2 separate regions of the Homo sapiens genome follow, and region 2 is linked to region 1. Evidence: chromatin contacts called from ENCODE Hi-C or POLR2A ChIA-PET data. All regions are on one chromosome and are shown on one strand. The core of a region is the stretch at or near the end of the contact, and the rest is flanking DNA. Distances in the headings are between cores, read along the strand shown.

The links. Hi-C counts contacts between places; a loop is a spot of excess contacts on that map. ChIA-PET counts read pairs that join two places held with the same protein, here RNA polymerase II (POLR2A).
Region 2: a loop to region 1 is called in a map of endothelial cell of umbilical vein, with 2.9 times the contacts of the local background. The contact joins two enhancer-like sites. A Hi-C loop is called at or near these places in 1 of 168 maps with a recorded cell type or tissue (endothelial cell of umbilical vein). POLR2A ChIA-PET finds 5 or more read pairs at or near these places in 1 of 52 experiments (HepG2).

The regions. Positions count from the first base shown.
Region 1 is chr6:39,884,571-39,890,983 of GRCh38, reverse strand. It overlaps DAAM2 (dishevelled associated activator of morphogenesis 2), which reads right to left. Exons shown (of 25, transcript NM_001201427.2): 16 at 3,392-3,498; 17 at 2,221-2,305. DAAM2-AS1 (DAAM2 antisense RNA 1) reads left to right here. Exons shown (of 4, transcript NR_125831.1): 4 at 1,929-2,194. Among named protein-coding and RNA genes, the nearest start is that of DAAM2-AS1, 9.6 kb to the left of the region's middle. RefSeq lists an enhancer at 2,136-3,335. Within about 2 kb of position 3,148, at least 22 of the 41 ENCODE cell types and tissues checked have a DNase peak (open chromatin) inside an H3K27ac peak, as active enhancers do; they include endothelial cell of umbilical vein, where a contact is called at or near this core.
Region 2 is chr6:40,994,077-41,000,489 of GRCh38, reverse strand. The region is part of intron 1 of LOC101929555 (a long non-coding RNA gene); the gene reads left to right. Among named protein-coding and RNA genes, the nearest start is that of UNC5CL, 42 kb to the left of the region's middle. RefSeq lists enhancers at 2,172-2,844, 2,845-3,518. Within about 2 kb of position 3,094, at least 15 of the 41 ENCODE cell types and tissues checked have a DNase peak (open chromatin) inside an H3K27ac peak, as active enhancers do; they include endothelial cell of umbilical vein, where a contact is called at or near this core.

The DNA.
Region 1 (6,413 bases), core at 1,899-4,398:
TAGCTGGGAATATAGGCATGTAGCACATACTGGGTTAATTTTTTTTATTTTTTTATTTTGTAAGACTGGACCTCACTACGTAGCCCTGGCTGGTCTTTACCTCCCGAGCTCAAGCAGTCCTCTCACTTCAGCCTCCAAAAGTGCTGAGATTATAGGTGGGAGCCACCACGTCTAGCCTAAAGTACACTATTCTTCAATGTACAGCTCAGTGATTTTTCTTTTCTTTTAAACAAACTTGAGGTATAGTCTACATAAAATAAAATGCACCCATTTTAAATGTGCAGTTCAGTGATTTTTGTCAAATCTCCATCCATTGAATCATCATTCAGATTAAGATAGAGAACATTTCCATCCCCCAGGAAAGTTATTTTTCATCACTTCAGTAAGCCATTCAAGTGAATATAGGCTCTCAACTGAATTCTAGGACCTTAGCCAGATTTGCCTGTCCTTGAACTCATGCTGTATGCTCTCTTTTATGTCTGACTTCTCCCCAGCATAATGTCTAAGGTTCATCCATGTCATGGTAGTTTATTTATTGCTGAGTAGGATTCTACTGTATGAATATACCACAGTCTACTTATTCACTTTCCTATTGATGGACAGTTGGGTTGTTCACAGTTCGGGGAATTTATAAATAAAGTTGCTATAAATAGAGTTGGCCCCTGAGTAACACAGGGTTGAACTGTGCAGGACCACTTGTATGTGGATTTTCTTCTGCCTCTGCCATCCCTGAGACAGCAAGACCAACCATTCCTCTTCCTCCTCCTCAGCGTGAAGACAATGAGGATGAAGACCTTTATGATGATCCACCTCCACTCAATGAACAGTGTCTTTTAATGATTTTTTTTCTTTTTTTTTGATGGAGTCTCACTCTGTTGCCCAGGCTGGAGTGCAATGGCACCATCTCACCTCACTGCAACCTCCGCCTCCTGGGTTCAAGTGATTCTCCTGCCTCAGCCTCCCAAGTAGCTGGGACTACAGGCATGCACCATCACACCTGGCTAATTTTTGTATTTTTAGTAAAGATGGGGTCTCACCATACTGGCCAGGCTGGGCTTGAACTCCTGACCTCAAGTAATTTGTCCACCTCAGCCTCCCAAAGTGCTGGGATTACAGGCATGAGCCACTGTGCCCGGACTTCCTTCTAATAATTTTCTTAATAACGTTTTCTTTTCTTTAGCTTACTGTGTTATAAAAATACAGCATATAATACATGTAACATAAAAATATGTGTTAATTGGTTGTTTATCTTATCAGTAAGGCTTCTGGTCAACAGTAGGCAATTAGCGGCTAAGTTGTTGGGAAGTCAAAAGTTATATGTGGATTTTTGACTGCATGGAGGGTCAATGCCTCCAGCCCCCACATTATTAAGGGTCAACTTTATTCTTGTGTATTTATTTTAGTCAGTATTTGTACTCATTTCCCTGGAGTTATACCTAAGAGTGGGATTACTAGGCAATAGGGCGGGTATATGTTTAGCTGTAGAGTGTACTTCCAAGTAGTTTTCCAAAATAATTGTGCCAAATGAGAATTCCAATTGCTTCACATCCTCGTCAGCACATGGCATTGTCAGTCTTTTTAATTTTAGCTACTCTAGTGGGTGTGTGGTGCCCCCTTATTGTGGTTGACTGTATTTCTCTGATAACTAATCATATTGAACACCTTTTCATATTCTTATTGTCTATTTGGAAATCCTCTTTCATGAAGCACCCCTTCAAGTCTTCTGCTCATTTTTAAGTTGATTTCATCATTTTCTCATTGATTTGTAGAGTTCTTTGTTCTGAATATGATCTTTGTTATATGTATGTATAGCAAATATCTTCTTCTAAGGTTTGTCTTCTTTTCACTCAGTAACCATGCCCTTGATGAACAGAAGTTCTTAACTGTAATGAAGTCCAATTGATGATGTTTCTTTGTGTGTTTTCTAGGTTTCCCAAAGGATCCAAAAAACTGAGAGGGAAGAGATTTGGGGAAGATGTCACTTTTCCTCATCTGACTTTGCCTTGGAGTCAGATGGGAGAATGACTCCTGGAGAACACTTAGCCTTTTCCAGCTTTCCCCAAGAAAGGCTGGCCCAGGGAGGCTTCTATAAACCTTCTCCCTAACTCTTCCAGCCTGATTTCTCCTTGACCCAAGAATCGCAGCCTCCTGGGGGCTGTTGGGAAGGGGCGTGGCTGCCCGCTGGGTTCAGTTCCCCTTCCTTCCCACGAGGGTCCTCACCTGCTCCAGCATGTCCTTAGCAAGGTCCTCCTGCTCATCCATCTTCAAGATGGCCTGCCGGATCTCCTCGTTAGAAAGCTTCAACCTAAGGCAAAACCCCACCTCAATCCAGGACAGCCCTCAAACCTTCTTCTCCAAAAGGTACCACCTCCGCCTTCCCTCATTCCCTAACAGGACTTGGGAATATATTTAATAGTATTCCCCCCTCACCTCCTCTACAAAGCCTTCTTAGATTAGACTAGTATGATTCAGTCCACAAACTTGATAATGAGCATTTTAGTGTCAAAATAGAGACGTGAGGGTCTCTGTTCTCTTGATAATCCATCAGAGCTGATAGGGGCATTTGGGAGTAAAAGAGATGTCTTCAATGTAGACCAAAGGGACAGGGCAAAGGGTTCCTGATCCTTCTCCTCCTCCTCATGCTTAAAAAATGCACAGCATCTCCACGGGAGGACAGGATTATCGGCAAGCCACTAAGAGGGCAATTTCCTGCTGCCTTCATTCTCAGAACACAGAATCGCTCTCAGTCTTCTGACAGCGCCTCAGCTCCCACACAGCTGTCCCAATCAGTCTTGCTGTCTGGGAGAGGGAGAAGCCACACACCCCCATAGCCCTTCCCTATCCCCTCCACATGCACCCCCATTAGGAACCCTGGGGATTCAGAACTCTTTCCACCATCAAGTGGGGGAAACTGAGGCCTGGGGGCTTGTGAGAAGAAAGGGAGGAGGATGTCTCAGAGGCGGCTGGGGCAGCACTAAGAATAGTATGGGAGGTGGTGCCCTCTGACCCTGCTCAGGCAGGAGGCCCCCCCGTACAGAAGCTGTGCTGTTAGCGCAGATACTGCCCTGTTTGTTCTGCAGCCGCGGGAAATGCTTAGGGGCTGAGATCATGCTGCTCCATGGCCTGAGCCAAGCGAGGCCCTCCGTGGGCTTAGAGCAACTCAGCTGCCAGACGCTGACCAGGCTGGGCAAGGGCCTCGTGACTGGGCAGTTTCCTGCCTGCAGAGCCCCAAACTGCTGCTCAAGGCAGGTTCCCGAGAGACAGTTCCAGATCAATGCCTGCCCCTCCCAGGGGACAGCAGAGAGGGAGAGGCCCGAGACTGCCACCACTCCGTTCCTCCACCCCCTTTGTCCCCCAGGCATCCAACTCAACCACCTTCTTTTGCACATACTTGGAAAGAAGGATGATGCAGTTTTGGGCCCTCCGGCCATCAATGACCGACAGCTCTTTGACCTTGCGGGAAGCCAGGTAGATGTCTTCAGTGGAGCCCAGCTCTTTCTGCAACCAACAAGTCAAGTGGACAGTTGAGGTGTGGGTTCCCTAATCCTCCTCTTACCCGCCCCGCAAGAGCCACCTCCTACCAATCCAGGAATGCTCCTGGTGTGAGGGGAAGGGGGAAGAAAAAGACAGGAGAGAGAGGAGGGTGGATAATAGCTAACTTTAAGAGACGGTATCTGGGACTTTTCCATAGGCTCCAATGGGTTGGGGAAGGACACCGAGAAGCCCCCCTTCCTATTTTTTTTATTTTTTTAGAGATTTTTTTTAGAAATTATCCACTCTGGGCAATGAGGGAAGGGGCTGTGCCAGTGGGTCAGGGTATGACTGATCTCTGTGGCTTTGGGCAATGTGACATAACCTCCCATGACTCCAACAGAATCAACTCCCATTCCCACTGCCCAACCCAGAGGCCCTCCTCAGGCTTATGCTGAGAACCTGGTTGCAAACCCCCCTAGGGAACAGTTGCTGACTCCTAGGGACTTCAGGCACAGCCCAAGATGCCCAGGGTAGAGAGCATCCACAAGTTCAGAGGTATGGAAACTGAAGCAGAACTCTCTCCTCTGAGTCCCAGCAGGCAGATTCTGGAGAAATCATTGATCCCGCCCCACTCCTTCTCTTGGGCCCCTGGCGAGGTAGACAGGAGGCTGTCTAGTGTGCTGTTCTTCCTCTGGGAGGTCCCTCTTGCACAACTTCAGGGGCCGCCTTGCATGGTTATCTTTGTGAATTGTGTCGTGCCTACCCTGTGTGTCCTTACAGGAAAGGCTCTCCTTTGGCCTGGTGGGTAAGACAGTAGACCTAGAAGCCTTCTCCTCATTCCAGGAGACATTGACCTCCACTGCTGCCAGGGGTCTATTTGATTACCTCCCTCTGCTACATTTCTTCTTTCTCTTTGGGGGCCCTCTCCCATACCACCCTGTATGAATGGGGAATAAGGTAGAAAGTGGAATGGACAAGTCCTCTCTGTCAGGCCCAGTACAGAGCAGCAGCCCGGGACAGCAGTTAAAAGTTGGAGTGGTCAGAGCCCCGAGAGTAACTCACCTGCTGAGAAGGATTAGTTATCAGCTCCTAGGCAGCAGCCACAGCCAACAGAGAATTAAACATGCACAACATTAGCCAAGACATTTGGGGACCCAGAAATAGCATGACAGACACAGGGATCCCTCAGCATCTACACTGTCCACTTCATCCCAGTGAGACCCATGGTTGTAGACAGGCACCCATAAGTGGCACTAGACAGGAGCTGCTTCTAGCAGACATGCACTCACGGAGAAGCCAAACGAAGCGGAGATCAGGCAGCTCCTCCCATCTGCCTAGTGCGACCACCACTCCCCAGTTAGGGCAGACCAAACCCCTGAGTTCTCCCACCCCAGGCTTTGCTGCCTGTTCTTCCTTTTCCTCTGCTGAAAACCTGCAGAGAGGGTGGAGGACATTCCTCCATCCTGGGATGAGTTCACCTTTCTAAATAGAGGAGGAGTCACAAATGAACTCGATCTGGAAGCTCCAGAAAGTTGTGTTTACTGAGGCAGAGAAAAGCAAGTGCCCTTGAATTTGCTCACTGCCCCTCATCTGTCCTTTGATGTGCAAGGGGAACTGAAGAGGCACAGCACGCACCTCTGTTCTCCCTGACGCCGATGGAGTGGAAGCTACTGACTCAAAACTCGCATGGGGCACAGAGAAGACCATGACTCCCAGGACCTCCCCTGCCCCACAACCAACTGAGAGAAGAGGCAACAAGGTTAATACGGCCTCCGGGATCTCTCCAGTCCTGCTGCTGGGATTTCAGTCCCAGAGACTAGACGGCCCACTGAGTGAGGGGAGGCAGGTGATTGGACTGTGTGGGCTCAGAGAGGTGAGGGGGACAGGACAGGGGGTCTTTCAGTCTTAACTCTTCTCAACTCACCAAGCTGGGAGGCCCCAGACCCAGTTTGTACAAAATCCATAACCTTCTTTCCTGACTGGCCCCATCCCAGCCTCACCTCAGGGCCCTGGAGCCTGAGTAGGCTGGGCCAGAGTCCTGTCCTGCAGAAAGACTCTCAAATGAGGAGGTGGCCTGCGATCACCAAGCCTGGTATGCTTGCCACACACTCCTCTGTCCTCAACCCCACTCGTGGAGAATTGGCTCCCAGGAGCCAGTGCTCAAAGAGTTCCTTTCAGCTCCAGCAGCCTTAGCTGCCAGCCTGACATGGGCATGGGGTTAAAAATGCCTCCTGGAATTAGGAGTAGAGAATCCGATGCTGTGGGCACCCACATTTAAATTAAATAAGCAATCATCTGGCCAGAGCCCTAGGAGCGGCTGCATGTGTCCTCAGTCATCCACAGATCAGGGCTGGGCAGAAAGTGAGCTAGGGCAACCTCTCCAGCTCAGTGGGGAGCCAGGCCACAACAGCCAGCCATTGCCAGGACCCACTCATTGGCACCCAGGGAAACCCTCAAGACTGAGATCCCAGGCTAAGTAAAGAAAACAAGGAAGATGGTAGCCCAGCCCCAAGAGGGAGAAGTCCCTCTGGGGCGGGCCAGAGATAAAGCAATTCCCTGAGGCTTCTAAGCTGGTCATTCCCCAAATGGACTTAGAGGGAAGGCCCCTAGCTGCTAGTTACCAGGCGGATTCCTGGGCCCCAACTCATCTCCCGAATCACATTCCAGGATGAGGTCTGAGAAGCAACCCTTTTGGCAGTCCCCACAGATACTCGGCACAGTTTCAGATTCCCACCTCAGGAACACCCTGCGCTCTGCCACCAACTCACCCCCTACTTTCTCTGTGACTGGAAGACCAGACTGCTGGCAGCCACCTGCACATAGAGCCTTGAGAGCAATATCCAAGGCTTCCCCGGGCCTTCCCAGGCCCAGGCCCAGGCCCAGCCCCAGCCTCAGCCTCAGCCTCAGCCCCCTGAGTGACATGGAGCAGCACCTTCTGC
Region 2 (6,413 bases), core at 1,845-4,344, 1.1 Mb before region 1:
GGCTTCCCTTTTAGGAGGAAGTCTTATCAGACCTAGAGTAGGGACACATTCCGTAGTGGTCACGTGGCCCAGATGAGAGGGATGCCCACCTCATGCCCTCTCTGTACTTGCCACTGCAAGCCAGCCCAGCCAGCTTCCTACATTCCTTTACAATTCTCTGGACAAAAAGCAGGTGCCAGCCTCCCTGTTCCAGAACCTGGGGGCAAGGGCAAGCCCCAAGCTCCTGTCTGGGGAGCACCATGTCAGCCTACTGGTTTCTGTGGCTCAGCCAGCACCCAGCTGGGTATTGGACTCACTCTCTCCCTCTCGAAGGCCTCCTGACCTCCCTGCTGTTCTCTTGGATCTTTGTGCCTCACTTGAGGATGGGAGAAACATCTTCCTCCTGCCTTCATGGGGAAAGGGAGGGATGGAGAAACACCCTAGCCTTTCCTACTAGGCTGACAACTCCCTACTCTTAGAAATGCGCCTATTTCAATGGACTCGCAAATCTTCTAGTATTCTCTTGGGGTGGTGGAGGTGGGATGGGAGGATTGGATCACTCATCTTTGAGAAAATCCTGCAGGTATCCTCTGATCACTTTCTTTTTAGACTGCGGGGGCACTTTTACTTATTGCTATCCACTTTAGGGCTTTTAGCAGAAGTTCTGAGATTGCAGGGAAAATCCCATTTGATGTCCCATTAAGTGTTCAAACTTCCTCTTTGACTTGGCTGCCTTGCCGGGGATCTGCTTGCCAAGGGCTCTCTAACCTTGACTCAGCACAGCTCCCTCCAGTGGTCTTAGGACCCAGATGTGCAGCTGAGGTCACAGCCTTGCTCCAGGCCCTGCCTTTCCACAGTGTGCTGGGAAGCAGATCTTCTCACCTCCTCTGTACTGTGGAGGCTGACATCTTTTCCATTTTGCTGTGCATACCACGTTTGTTAAGGGAAAGAGGCTTTGAAGGAAGAATGGACATTTCTTCAATAAAGACATGTTATTTCTTTTGGCTTTGGGGGTCAGTTTTTTGTTTGTTTGCCTTTTTTTTTTTTTTTTTTTTTTTTTAAATATCAACACTCTCTAAAGTTCTAAAGGTAGGAATAAGAAGGTCTAGTGTTTTTTTTTTTTTTTTCTGTTTGCTTGTTTTGTTTTTTGTTTGTTCTTTTTGGGTTAAATTAGAACTGGTGAGCCAGCTCCAACCTGGCATTTCCAACTCGAAGTTCATGGTTCTGTCTCCTCTCAGCTCCGTGCGCCATCTTTGCCTGTTTCTTGGGTACTGAACCACGCTCAGCAGCAGGGCTGCCAGCCCTGATTTCCTGGGTCAGTCAGGCAACATATCTGAATTCTAAGAAAGCCACCTGGAGCATAATGACTTTCCTCTCAAGGTGAGACTGTGGCCAGCTAGTGAGAAAATGTGAATGAGGGCGAGGGGCAACTCTGGCCACCTTTTAGTCCCGTGGGCCATGTATATTAGTCACATAGGCTAGGTTTTGCTGCAATTGCAGGTAACTCCACAACAGAACTTATTTTTCATCTGGGCTACGTGTCCACTGCAATCCAGCCACAGCTCTGTTCCATGCTTTCTTCTCTTGGGGACCAAGCCTGTTGGATAAGGCACTATCTGGAACATGTTCTGGTCATTGTGACAGCAAGAGAAAAGCCAGAGAACCACGTGCTAGCTCTTAAAACTTATACTCCAAAGTGACACATGTGACTTCTGCTCACATTTCATGGGCCAAAGCAAGTCATTTGGCCAGAGCTGCATATATCAGAAAGGAGGTGTCTATTTCTCCTGCAGGGAGGGGCACTGAATATTTGGGACGGTCTTTTTCCAGGAAGATACCAGCTCTGCCTAAAATATAGCAGTTGCATGCGATTTAGAAATCTGACAAACAGGATTGTCAGAAAAGATCTGAAGGAAGCTGCCATGTGGGGAATTGTAATTTTTTCCCCTAAAGATTATTTCATGCTTGTTGGATCCATCATATTCTGAAATCCTTTTGCTGTCCAACAAATATTGATAAGTGGAGGCTATTCAGTCACATAGTTCTTAGGCATATCACGCCATAGCTCCCTGACATATGCCTACTGGCTGCCTTAATTTTCTCCCAATTTGTAGCTCCATGTTTCCCCATCTTCCTCCCCACACCCCATCTTTTTCTTTTTTTCTTTTTTTTTTTTTTTTTGCCCTTCTTCATTTCTTCTCTGGTCTCCAAAACCCAGATGACTGTGACTTTTCTGTGATCACTTAAGATTTTCAAGCTCCTCCCTCAAGAGGCTGGTAATTTCCACTTGGAGCATTTTCCTACTATTTTGTCCAGCTAAGCAGTAGGTTCTTAGGAAAACTGTGTGTCTTGGAGAATGAATTTCCATCAGAGGTAAGTGATTGGCATGCTTTTTTCTGTTTTTGATTAAAAATAATTTTAATATAATATTTTACTAGATTGTCTGACCAGAAAAGAAATTACTAAAAATCATAGCTATAGAGGCACTTTAACAAAATAAATATTTAATACCTGGGACCTATTTGGTACTTTTCTCTTTGCCCCTTCTTATTACAAGTACCTGAATTCTCATGCTTGATTGCCAGATGGGATCTTGAAGTGTCTGGCCAAGTCCTGTGGGGGTCAGAGCCCTCTGTTGCGGCTGAGCCTTGGACCAGCAGTGATCAGAAACCTTTCCTGGGGGGAGGCTTTTGTTTGCTTGCAGGAATGTTTCTGGGCCACCACCCCAGGTAGCCCATTCACCGTCCTGGCAGGGAGAGCTCATAAAAGAGGCAGCCTATTTCACTTTTTTCTTTCCTCCTTATCAACTGGGACAGTTTGTTTTTCCCTCTGACTCATAGATCCGGAATTTCAGGACTAGAAAGGGGCTCCCCTGCTGTTTTCTTCAAGTGACAAAAAGACAAAGATAGAGTTTAGCTACCTATAGTGCATTTTACTTCAGCATGAAGAATACTTATAATTGTCTTTTCCAATCAGACATTTTCCTAGCCAGTTTGTTTACCTTATTTTGATTTTGAGGAGGCCCATTTCCTACCTTGTTTTCGTTTGTCTTATTTTTTACTGGTCTTAGCTGGGTCTTTTGTGAGCTGCTAATTTGCTCTCTGGTCTCTTAGCAACCAGGAACTTTTCCAGCTTGCTGCTGAATCAGACCTTGGAGTTGCAAAGTTTATAACAGAACCTGCTGAAGGACAGTATCTCTCCTAGAGCCAGCAATTTTAAACCAATGTTTGAACAAGAAAATTAACCAGGGTTTCAGGACATGTACATTCACAAAGGCAACAACTACAAAACAAATGTCTGGCTCTCCAGAATGGTTCCATTCTCTTCCGCTCCCAGCCCCAGATGGCCAAGTGCTCTCTGGCTTACTTTGTCTTCCCTCCTGCAGCACAAGGCATTTCCCATTCCCTGTTCTTGGGCTGATGTGAAGCAAATGGAGCCTGCTCAGATAGGAAACAACTGTGCCCTGCCTGGAGGAGAACCAGAAAGGGGTTCTGGGTCTGCTGCTTGTTAGCAGGGGGTCAGGGCCAGCTGGTCACATGGTCTTTGACAGTTTCATTCCACACGTATTTATTTCACGCCCACTAGGTGCTAGGCCTCAGCACAGGGAAATGCATAGAATACAGCTGTGTCCCTTTAGAGCCTGTAGTCTAGTGAAGACAAACATAAATAATCTGGTTGCTATCCGTGTGACAAGCCTGCACTCACGATATAAACAAAGGACCGTGGCAGGAGAGAGGAGAACTTTGCCTGGGCAGAGGAGTGAAAGCCTATGTGAACTGACCACACTGGAGGCAGGTGAGGGGATGTGCAGTGTGAGGAGGCAGAGGCTACCTCTCTCCACCTTCAGCACATGTGCTGCAAGTCACACACTCCTGGCATTGGTCACCTGGGGGAAGGGAGCCCAAGAATATTAGCCAACATGAGAGTTTACTAGTTCTTCAGGTTGTCTATGACGATGTAAAAAACTGCTCCAAAGCTTTGTGGCATGAAACAACCACTATTTTATTGTGATCCCAAATTCTGTGGGTCAGAAGTTAGAAAAAAGCACAGAGGTGGATCTTTCAGGGGAGGACTGGAATGGGGGTGCTTTCAACCACTGGGGGCTGGAGGATCCACTTCCAATAGTTTTTTCACTCATATGTCTGGCAGCTGGGCTGGGCTGGCTTACGGGTGGGCTCAGCTGAGAGAGCATGGAGTTCTCAGGATTGTTAGACTTTTTTTTTTTTTTTTGAGACAGAGCAAGGCTGGAGTGCAGTGTTTTAATCTTGGTTCACTGCAACCTCCGCCTCCGGGATTCAAGAGATCCTTCCACCTCAGCTCCGGAGTAAGTAGGATTACAGGTGTGCACCACCATATCCTGCTAATTTTTTTGTATCTTTAGTAGAGACAGGGTTTCACCATGCTGGCCAGGCTGGTCTTGAACTCCGGACCTCCGAGGTGATCCACCCACCTCGGCCTCCCAAAGTGCTGGGATTACAGGCGTGAGCCACAGCACCCAACCCATTGGACTTCTTACATGAAGGCTCTGAGAGAAAATAAATGTCCTTTGAGAGCTAGGCTGAAGCTGTATGGCCTTCTATGCACCCTGCCTTGGAAGTTACATAGCATTCATTCCAAATGTACTATTGGTGGGAGGTGCCAAGGACCCATTCAAATAAAAAGTAGGGGACAAGGTCTGCTGTGGTGGCTCACAGCTGTAATCTAAGCACTTTGGTAGGCTGAGGTGGGCGGATCACCTGAGGTTGCCAGTTTGAGACCAGCCTGACCAACATGGAGAAACCTCATCTCTACTAAAAATACAAAGTTAACTGGGTGTGATGGCACATGCCTGTAATCCCAGCTACTTGGGAGGCTGAGGCAGGAGAATCGCTTGAACCTGGGAAGTGGAGGTTGCGGTGAGCTGAGGTTGTGCCATTGCACTCCAGCCTGGGCAACAAGAGCGAGACTCCGTCTCAAAAAAAAAAAAAAAAAAAAAGAAAAAGAAAGTAGGGGACATAGATCTACCTCTTGATGGAAGGAGGATAAAAATATTTGCAGTCATGCTTAAAACACCACACAGGAAAAAAAGAGTAGTCTCAGGCCAGGACTTGTACATTTTAGACTGACTCTGCCTCTCACTGGCTGTGTGACCCCAGGATTAGGTGCTTCTCCTCTCTGGGCTCTGGTCTCTTCATCTATAAAAGGAGGGCTTCACCAGGTTAATCTACATTCCCTTCTAATGAGGCGCAGCAGCATAGCACATGCTCCGTAATGACCTATTGATGAGGAGAGAGCTGAATTTTAACTGTAGGAAGGATCTCCAATGGAATCATGTGGATCATTAAGTAAAATAGGAGTTTTTGAATTTTCACACTGAAAGAAACTTGAGGAAATATAGTCTGGCTCCCTTGTTTTATAAATGGGGAAATTGAGATCTAGAGAAGCTACAGGTCTTGCCCAAGTTCTGGAAGTAAGTTAATGAGGGCTATTAAAGAATAGAAGCTGGAGGCCAGGGCGCGGTGGCTCAGGTCTGTAATCCCACCACTTTGGGAGGCCGAGGTGGGTGGATCATGAGGTCAGGAGTTCAAGACCAGCCTGGCCAAGATGGTGAAACTCCGTCTCTACTTAAGAAAAAAAAAAACCCACAAAATTTAGCTGGTTGTGGTGGTGGGCACCTGTAATCCCAGCTACTTGGGAGGCTGAGGCAGGGAATTGCTTGAACCCTGGAGGTGGAGGTTGCAGTGAGCCGAGATTGCACCACTGCACTCCAGCCTGGGCAACAGAGCGAGACTCCATCTCAAGAAGAATAGAACCTGGGTCTCTGAACCACACATCCTGTGTGCCTGACCCTCCTGATATTCCATTTGGAATTTCATTCAAACATCCACTTCCAGGAAGGCATCTCTTACATAAATTGAAGGATATCTGTAAAAAGCCATCTGGAAATTTTCCCTGTGTCCAACCTAAGAAGTTAATTGGGCTTGAGGGTGTGTTGGCCAGATCTGGCTGTTTCGCTGGACCTTGCTCAGGACTGGAGCAGGATGACAATGGAGCTGTGAGACTGATAGGGAAGAGGTGTTTGCTTCTGCTTTGGGTCCTATTTTTTTCATGCCGACCATGTTCAGAAATGGCTCTTGTGCATACATAATATGGTGACTGAGTTAAATAATAAATGATAAGAGAGGCCATGGGAGGTGGGAAAGCAAAGGCAAGGGAGAAGGAATCTGATTTCAGCTGAAATTGGAAAGGACAGTGAGCTGCTGAGAGAAGGAGACGAGATAGAAAGGCAGAAGAGCCCAGAAGTAACGAGAACAAGAAAAGAGTTGGTGAAAGGAGCTGCGTGACTTATTTAAGGTCCCAGGAAGGCTGAGAGCTAGAGGGGCTGAAGGGAAGGGCAAACTGAGTGTGGAAATATAGGCATGTCATTGGGTACTGGAACAAGTGGGAGGTCCTGA